Regions from separate parts of the Homo sapiens genome. Here all the other regions are linked to region 1. The links are chromatin contacts, found by Hi-C in ENCODE. All regions are on one chromosome and are shown on one strand. The core of a region is the stretch at or near the end of the contact, and the rest is flanking DNA. Distances in the headings are between cores, read along the strand shown. Region 1 holds the start of ZNF813 (zinc finger protein 813). Region 2 holds the start of ZNF528-AS1 (ZNF528 antisense RNA 1). Region 3 holds the start of ZNF480 (zinc finger protein 480).

Region 1 (2,923 bases), core at 288-2,787:
TTATTTACTGCTGACATCAGTTTCTGTCGGATTTTAGGAGCCTCACTACAGAGGGCACCTGTCGCCATGTTGTAAAACTCACACTTGTCAAAAAAACATGGGTTAGGGTTTCTTCCCCTCCTCGGCATGAAGCTACTTAGCTGACACAGATGGTTACCTCCATTACCAAGTAGAGCCAGGATGAACTATGTGTGACCAAGGGTGTTGTCAAGTCCTCTTCCCTGAGGACTGATTAGTGTTTATCTTGAAAACATGTACTTAATGGGTTGTATAGAACAGTGAAGTTTCTTTCTCTCTTTTCAACCTCTTAGCTGTTTGTCTATTTCGCATCATAATCTGGCCTAAGGCTTATTTATTAATGAAATGGTTTTAATTTCTTTCTCTATTGTCGTCGTGGAGATGATTTCTCATTGGGGGGAAGACTTTTTGTTTGTTTTCAATTATGTTTTCTCAACAATTGGAAAGTGAAGTAAAAAGTATTTGTTGGGCCAGGTGCAGTGGCTCACGCCTGTAATGCCAGCACTTTGGGAGGCCGAGGCAGGCGGATCACTTGAAGTCAAGAGTTTGAGACCAGCCTGGCCAACATGGTGAAACCCGTCTACAAAAATACAAAAATTAGCCAGGCATGGTGGCACGCGAATGTAATGGCAGGTACTCCGGAGGCTGAGGCAGGGGAATCGCTTGAACCCAAGAGGGAAGAGGCTGCAGTGAACCGAGATCCCGTTACTGCCCTCTAGCCTGGGCGACAGAGAAATACTCTGTCTCAAAAGAAATAAGTAAATAAATAAAGTAATAAATCTCTTCCACAAACGTGCTGAGACAACTAACTGAATATCCAGATGGAAAAGAATACTGTTGGATCCCTATCTCACACAATCAAAATTGTATTTTAAAACATTAAAAAAAAAAAAGGAAAAAAAGAGACGAGGAAGGAAGCGCTGCGGGAGGGGGTGTTACTTTGTCGCTCAGGCTGGCCTGGACCCCCAGGCTCAGCGATCCTCCCGCCGCTGCTTCCTGAGTAGCTGGGACCTCAGGCTCCTGCCCCCGCGCGCGCATCCCTCCCACCCCGGCGCCCCATCCAGCAGGTGGTCACCTCACTCCTCCCTGGCCTGAGCACTCCGTCCCGCATCCATGGCGGTGGCTTTAGGGAAATCTCTGAAGTTGAGCACGGGGTGGACTTGCCCTCCTGAGTGAATGGAGAATAGAAAGGGGGAGGATTTCTATTTTGTTTTGTGGGCCGTCAGCATGAAATCGTACCTTCCGCCCAGGCAGGGCTTTGCATTTCACATTCTAGTTTGCATCCCCGTTCCAGACAATTCCAGGGCTTTTGAATAGTGCCTCAACCTTACTGGCCGGTCTCGACTCCAAAACCCTAAAACAGGCGCTGGAGCGAGGGTGACGGACTCACAGGTCCCACCCCGGCCCCGCCCTCTGCGCCTTCCAAAGGGCAAAGTCTCTCCGCCTCTCGCCCCGCCCCTGCTTCGTCAGGCCCCGCCCACCTCCCAGGTCCCGCCCAGGCCTGGCTTCTGTCCTGCGCGCAGATTCGCGAAAACCCGGAAGCGGATCGCGTGGAGTGACGGTCCCACGGCAGCGCGTGAGTTTGGCTCTGTGTTGTATTAGGTCTGCACTTCCCAGGTCCCTGGCGCTTCTGTACCTGGGGCGTGGGGTCCCCACAAACCTGGAAATTCTCAGCCGTCTTCCTTCACCCAGAGCAAATTGAGACGACCCCGTGAGAGTCCGGGGGTCGCTTCCTTTTGTGTTTAAGGTCGCCCTGAGGCTGGTCCCGTCCCGGGTCTTTCTGCTATAGGGCAATGTATACACTTTCTATCGCGCATTTTTCCTGCTCTAAACCTTTCTCTGACTCCTCCCACCCCGCGCTTTTTGAAGTCCTCACCCAAGGGGTGGATTCTCGCCCACTTCGGCCGGTGGAGCGCAGAACCGCGGCCCCAGTCCCGGGAAGGCCGCGTCCTCTGTCTGGTCCCGGGATCCTGCAGACCCCACCCTTGTCTTAAGGCGCCCTCGCGCCCCCCCCCCCCCACCTCCCTCCTCCTGCCGGGCCCTGCTGCTTCCTAGGTCTCCCCTCCGCAGTCACGGCTTCCCCTGAGCCCACGTTGGGGAGGTGCCCGGGGCTTGTCCTGTTGAAGGAGGCCAGCCCTTCCACACCTGTGGGTATTTCTCGTCAGGTGGGAAGAGAGACTGAGAAAAGAAATAAGACACAAAGACAAAGTATAGAGAAAGGACAGTGGGCCCAGGGGACCGGCGCTCAGCATACGGAGGACCGGCACCAGTGCCAGCCTCTGAGTTCCCTCAGTATTTATTGATCATTATTTTTACTGTCCTAGTGAGGGGAGTGTAGCAGGGCAACAGGTGGGGAGAGGTCAGCAAGAAAACATGTGAGCAAAGGAATCTATATCATGAATAAGTTCAAGGAAAGGTACTGTGCCCAGATGTGCACGTAGGCTAGATTTATGTTTCTCTTCACCCAAACATCTCAGTGTAGCAAAGAGTCACAGAGCAGTATTGCTGCCAGCATATCTCGCCTCCAGCCACAGGGCGGTTTTCTCCTATCTCAGAATAGAACGAATGGAAATGGTCAGCTTTACACCTAGACATTCCATTCCCAGGGACCAGCAGGAGACAGAAGTCTTCCTCTTATCTCAACTGCAAAGAGGCCTTCCTCTTTCACTACTCCTCCTCAGCACAGACTCTTTACGGGTGTCCGGCTGGGGGATGTAAGGTCTTTCCTTTCCCACGAGGCCATATCTCAGGCTGTCTCAGTGGGGGGAAACTTGGACAATACCCAGGCTTTCTAGGGCAGAGGTCCCTGCGGCTTTCCGCAGTGCATTGTGTCCCTGGTTAACTGAGAATGGAGAATGGCGATGACTTTTACCAAGCATACTGCCTGCAAACATATTGTTAACAA
Region 2 (3,008 bases), core at 195-2,694, 1.1 Mb before region 1:
GACCTCCCTGGATCTGGAGGTAGAGGCTGGTCTCAGGAGATTGAAGTAATACCTCGACTGGCAGAATCTCAGGGCAACATCATTGAGGTACAGCCAGTTGCATTTCACTAGGCTCAAGAGGATTGCTGCCTCAAGCAGGATAACCAGGCCTGCCTGGAGCAGTGCCGTAGTCCAGGATCCCAGTGACCTAGGTGAGAAGTTGGTACTCAGATCAAAGAAAAGTTCTTCAGGTGACCCCACTGTCTGCAGCCAATGGGCCTGCTTGTGGGCCTTATGTATTTGTGTTTCAAAAATAACCTGAGGGCTTGATGTGGGGGTCCTTATCTCCCATGCAAGGTGATTCATGCCTATAATCCGAGCACTTTGGTAGGAGCAGATGGGAAGACTGCTTGAGGCTAGAAGCTGGAGACCAGCCTGGGCAACAAAACCAGACTACATCTCTATTAAAAACAAAGCAACAAACAGTAGAAAATTAGCACAGTGGAGAGGCACAGGCCTTTACTCACAGCTACTCGGCAGGCTGAGACAGGGGGTCACCTGCCCAGGACCCCAGGAAGTCAAGGTTGCAGTGAGCTATGATTGCGCCACTGCATTTCAGCCTCGGTGGCAGAGACCCTGTCTTAAAATTTTAAAAAGTATTAAAAAACTAAGTTGGACCGGGCGTGGTGGCTACTCTGGAGGCTGGGGCAAGAGAATCACTTGAACCCAGGAGGCGGAGGTTACAGTGAGCTGAGTGCCTGCCACTGTACTCCCGCCTGGGGGACAGAGGGAGACGCTGTCTCAAAACAACAACAACAACAAAAAACTACGTCGTTTATGGCTATTTTTATAAGTTACTGGCTTTTTTTTTTTAAAGAATCGGTGACTTATCTTCACACTGGCCTTAGTCCTCCATGCCCAACACGATGTCCCTAGGAAAGTCTCTGGAATTGAGCACAGGGTTGACCTTCACCGTCTAGAGTGAATGGGGAAGATAAATGAAAAGTATTTATCTTCTATGGGCACTGGCATGAAATAGAACATTCTACCCTGGCAGGGTTTTGCATTTCACATTTTAGCTTGCATCATCCCCTTCACAGACAATTCCAAAGTGTGTTAATTCAATTCCTAAAGCTTCCCTTCCCTTCCTCCCTTCCCTTCCCTCCTTACTTTTCTTTCTTGTCCATTTATTTTCGGTTTTTTTCTCTTTCTTTCTTGGTTTTCTTTCTCTTTTTCAACTTCTCTTTCTTTTCTCTTTCTCTTTACTCTCTCTCTTCTCTCTCTTTCTGCTTCCAGGGTAGGTGGGACTTGAAATTCATTTTAATAGAAGGAATTTTCGTGGATATAATCTACAACCGATTTTGCTCTGCGCAGGTAAGATCCGTTTTCAGACCAAAACCCTGAAAACAAGCGCAGCCAGTCAAGCGAACGGAAGCGCAGGCCCGGCCCAGGCTTTGTCCCGGCCCGCCCTGGTCCCAGCCAGTCCGGCCTCTAGGATGCGCGCGCAATTTCGTGCAAACCCGGAAGCGGACCGCGGGGGGCGAACGCCTAGAGCGCAGTTTCCGGTAGACCCGGAAGCCGATTGCAGGGAGAAACTGTTTTCGCAGCAGTGCGTGAGTTTCCCTTTGTCTATGTTAAGTCTAGGCTAGCCAGTTCTTCTCTGCTTCTATACCCGGGAGCTGAGGGGCATGCAGACCTTGAAATCCCGGCACCGCTCCCTCCACCCCGAGTAAATTCAGACATCCTTTGAGAGTCTGGGAGTCGCTTTCTGCGTGTTAAAATCGCTTGGAGGCTGGTCGTGTGCCCGGTCTTTTTGTCATTTACCCACGTAGACACCTCCTATCGTGGGGTTTACCTGCTTCAAATCCTTTAGTAACCCCTACACACGCCCCGCACCACGTAAAATCCTCACTCTCCGTTCCCCTAGCCTCGCCCTTCTTTGCCCCTAGAGCTCAGCGCCCCAACAGGGCACGAGAGGCCTCGTCCTCTGCCCAGACCTGGTTTCTGCAGACTCCACCCCTCTCCTGACCCACTCCTGCCTTTTTGCTCCTTAATCTGGACCCTCTGTTCCCCAGGCCTCCCTTTTCCAGCCACCGGTTCTCCTGACCCCGAGTGTGGGGGGTGACTTCAGTCTCCTGACATCCAGTGTTCTCTCGAGCCAGTTTCCAGCCCACAGAAAATGAGCTCTTCCGGAAGTGGGCATCTTATTCCAATCCCCTCCCTGTGAATGTGTGGAGAAAAAGAGATGGGAACGAGGCAGAGGAAATAGAGAAATTTTGAAAGAGAAATGAAGAATGAGAGACCCATTAACAGAAGGCAAAGTAGAAGGTGAGTGAGGGGTTTGCAGAGGCACAGTGAAAGAAGGTGCCGAGAAAATAGCAGGGGAGAAAAGTAACTGTAAAAATATAGACAAACCTGGGTCTGTAGAAAGACGAAATTCAACAAGATAGGGAAGGCTTCTCAGACAGAGGGGGGAGAGGAGGAGGGATTTGGAGCCAGGTCAGACAGAGCAGCGTGGTGCTGGGACAGCCAGAGGGGGCAGCTGGTCACAAGGAGAACAGGGAGAACCACAGCAGGGGGAGGCCTGGGATCTAAGGGTGCCAGAGAGTGGGGACAGGGGTGTGTAATATCGAAGATGGAATTTAACAGGGAGACCCCAAGGGGAGCTGAGATGTGGGAGGAAAGAGGCAGAAATATATGGAGATTAGGGACAATGAAAGATTGGGCAGAAAGAGGAATAAGAGGTGAAACAAGTTGTAAAAATGGATCAGAACAGGTGGGAGAGAAGGAATAGAGGGAAGAATGGGACAAAGAGAAGAGGAGGGACTCAAAATGAACAGAATCCTAGGGGAAAATAGAGAAAAAAAGAGCTAGGAAAAAAGATGAGAATGAGAGATATGTACAGAATGAGGCAGGGAAACAGTAGTGAGGAAAGAGGGGGACCCTGGTTACAGATGAGTGGTGAGTTGATTGGAAATTATGATTGAATTGTGACATATTAATTTTTCTATAATATAAAATTTGTTTAG
Region 3 (2,953 bases), core at 402-2,901, 1.2 Mb before region 1:
CACTCTAGTGAAAATTTTAGGGGACACAAAAATGAGACTGTTGTTTGGAGACAATATTTTTTGACAAGAGTATGCACAAGACAATGGCAGGTATAAACGTTTTATTGTAAATATGAAAAAGGAAAAAATGCTTTCACTATATTAGAGGACTTGAAGTAACGTGAAGTGATTCCAACCCTTTATCTTTATTTTATTTATTTATTTTATTATTTATTTTTTTGAGATGGAGTTTCACTCTTGTTGCCTAAGCTGGAGTGCAATGGAGTGATCTCAGCTCACTGCAACCTTCACCTCCCGGGAGCATGCTGCTCTATCTTTTTTTTCAGATGTTTGAGCTATTCCAGGTTTTTTGGGATTTCTGTTGGTTTGTTTTGTTTTTTGCTTTTCTACATAATTGTTTGGATAATCTTGTCAGTATCTACGAAGTGCCTTGATAGTAAATATATTAACCCTGTGTATCAATTTGGGGTAATTTCACATTTTTTTCTATGTTGAGTTTATCAATAAATTGATATTGTATATGTCTCTATCTGGGTGTCTTTGATTTCTTTCATCAGCATTTTGTAGTTTTAAAATCCTGAGAATGTTAAATTAACATATTTTTTGACTTTTTTTTTTTTTTTTTGAGACAGAGTCTTGTTCTGTTGCCTGGTCTGGAGTGCAGTGGCACAATCTCAGCTCACTGCAACCTCCGCCTCCCAGGTTCAAGCGATTCTCCTGCCTCAGCTTCCTGAGTAGCTGGGATTACACGCGTATGCCACCATGCCCAGCTAATTTTTGTATTTTTAGTAGAGATGGGGTTTTACCGTGTTGGCCAGGCTGGTCTCGAACTCCTGACCTCAAATGATCCACCTGCCTTGACCTCCCAAAGTGCTGGGATTACAGGTGTGAGCCACCTCGCCCGGTTAATGCTTTTTTAAAACCAACAATTGGTGACCTAAATTCTCACTGGCCTTAGCCCTCCATGCCCCTGGTGCTGTCACTAGAAAACTCTCTGGAGCTGAGCACAGGGTTACCTCTGTCCCTCCCGAAAGAACAGGGAATAGAAAAGGAGAGGATTTCTATTCTGCTTTGTGGGCCGTCAGCATGAAATTGCACATTCTGCCCAGGCAGGGCTTTGCAGTTCATGTATTAACTTGCGTCGCTTTCACAGACAATCCCAGGGCTTAATTAAATTGCTAAATTTAGTTTTTTATGTATTTATTTGAGAGACTGAGTCTCTGTCGCCCAAGCTGGAGTGCAGTGGCCGTCATAACTCAGTGTAAACTCGAACTCCTGGGCTCAAGCGATCCTCCCGCCTCAGTCTTCGGGGTAGCCGGGACTACAGGTGCCCGACCGCACGGTCGGCTTAAGATTAACTTTAATAGCAGGAATTTTCCTGGATCTAATCATTAGCCGACTTTGCTCAGTCCCGGCAAGAGTACAGTTCCGAGACAGCTGAGTTGCTCCAGTCTCCTTGACAGGTCTCCCCGGCAAAACCCGGAAAACAGAGGCACTGGAAGCGAGGCGGAGGGAAGCGCAAGCCCCACTCCGCCCCGCCCCCGCCCCCGCCCCCGCCCCCGCCCCCGCCCCCGCCCCCGCCCCCGCCCCCGCCCCCGCCCCCGCCCCCGCCCCCGCCCCCGCCCCGCTCGGACCCCTCCGCTGCGCGCGCAGTTTCCCACAAACCCGGAAGCGGATCGCGTGGAGTGAAGGTCACGCCGCGGCGCGTGAGTTTCCCTTTGTGTAAATTAATCTGCGCTTCCCAACTCCCCCGCGCTTCTGTACCCGGGATCTGAGGGGCCACACAGACCTTGAAATCCTCGCACCGCTCCCTCTACCCCGACCAAATTCAGGCGTCTCCGTGAGAGTCAGGCGGTCGCTTCCCTGTGTGTTTAAATCGCTCGGCGGCGGGTCCTGTCCCCCGTCCTTCTGCCACAGGGCCATGTAGTCACCTCCTGTCGCGGAGTTTTCCTGTTTCAAGTCCTTCAGTGATGCTTACATCCGCCCCGCACAGCGTAAAGTCCTCCCCCGCTAGGCGGATTCCGGTCTATGCGGTCCCCCAAGCCTCGCCTTTGTTGGCCCTGGAGCACAGCGCTCCAATCTCAATCCAGGAGAAGCCGCGTCTTCTGCCCAGTGCTGGGATTCTGCAGACGCCACCCATCTCTTGATCCAGACCCTACCTTTACCCTCCTTGATACGGGGCCCCGCTACTCCCCAGGCCTCCTCTTCCCAGACACCGCTTCTCCTAACCCTGCGTGTGGGGAGGTGACTTACTCTGTCTCTTGACATCCAGTGTTCTTGCGGGCCAAATAACACCCCACTGAAAAGGTGTTCTGCTTGTGGACATCGGATCCCAATTCCTTCCATGTGAATGTGTGCAGAAAGAGAGACGGAGAGCGAGGGAGAAGAAAGAGAAAAATTTTGAAGGAGAAAAGAAGATTGAGGGAGAGCCGTAAGCAGATGGCAAAGTAGAGAGTGGATGGAGGATTTGCAGAGACAGCGAATGAAGCCGAGAAAGTAGCAGGGGGAAAAAAGCAACTGGAGAAATGCAGAGAAAAGTTCCATCTCCGGAGAGATGAAGGACAGCAAGATAGTGAGAGGGGCAGCAAAGTGGGAAGTTCCTCAGTTTGAGAGTGGGGGAGAGGGGGAGGGATTTGGAGCCAGGGCAGACAGAGCAGCGTGGTGCTGGGACAGCAAGAGGAGTCAGCTGGTGACAACGAGAGCAGAGGGAGAACCACAGCAGGTGGAGGCCTGGGATCTCAGGGTGCCAGAGAGTGGGGACAAGGGGGTGTAACAGAAAAGAAGGGATTTAACAGAGAGAGCAGAGGGGGAGTAGAGTCAGGGGAAGAGGCAAGACCGGGCACAGTGGCTCACGCCTGTAATCCCAGCACTTTGGGAGGCCAAGGTGGGTGGATCACGTGAGGTCAGGAGTTTGAGACCAGCGTGGGCAACATGGTGAAACCCCATCTCTACT

Evidence for each region. Hi-C counts contacts between places; a loop is a spot of excess contacts on that map. Pooled maps may share reads with other maps.
Region 2: a loop to region 1 is called in a pooled map, with 12 times the contacts of the local background. The contact joins the promoter of ZNF528-AS1 here to the promoter of ZNF813 in region 1. A Hi-C loop is called at or near these places in 6 of 50 pooled maps.
Region 3: a loop to region 1 is called in a map of psoas muscle, with 8 times the contacts of the local background. The contact joins the promoter of ZNF480 here to the promoter of ZNF813 in region 1. A Hi-C loop is called at or near these places in 3 of 168 maps with a recorded cell type or tissue (CD14-positive monocyte and psoas muscle) and 15 of 50 pooled maps.

What each region holds. Positions count from the first base shown.
Region 1 is chr19:53,466,196-53,469,118 of GRCh38, forward strand. ZNF813 (zinc finger protein 813) reads left to right here and starts at 1,538. Exons shown (of 4, transcript NM_001004301.4): 1 at 1,538-1,594. RefSeq lists a silencer at 1,382-1,511 and enhancers at 1,582-1,821, 1,758-2,319, 2,320-2,882.
Region 2 is chr19:52,396,313-52,399,320 of GRCh38, forward strand. ZNF528-AS1 (ZNF528 antisense RNA 1) reads right to left here and starts at 1,445. Exons shown (of 7, transcript NR_125345.1): 1 at 1,150-1,445; 2 at 883-955; 3 at 298-440; 4 at 53-187. It overlaps ZNF528 (zinc finger protein 528), which reads left to right and starts at 1,537. Exons shown (of 7, transcript NM_032423.3): 1 at 1,537-1,592; 2 at 2,055-2,307. It also overlaps a transcript of ZNF880 not described here. RefSeq lists an enhancer at 849-2,048.
Region 3 is chr19:52,295,518-52,298,470 of GRCh38, forward strand. ZNF480 (zinc finger protein 480) reads left to right here and starts at 1,652. Exons shown (of 5, transcript NM_144684.4): 1 at 1,652-1,706. ZNF766 (zinc finger protein 766) reads left to right here. Exons shown (of 4, transcript NM_001010851.3): 4 at 1-529. RefSeq lists enhancers at 1,714-1,763, 1,834-1,883.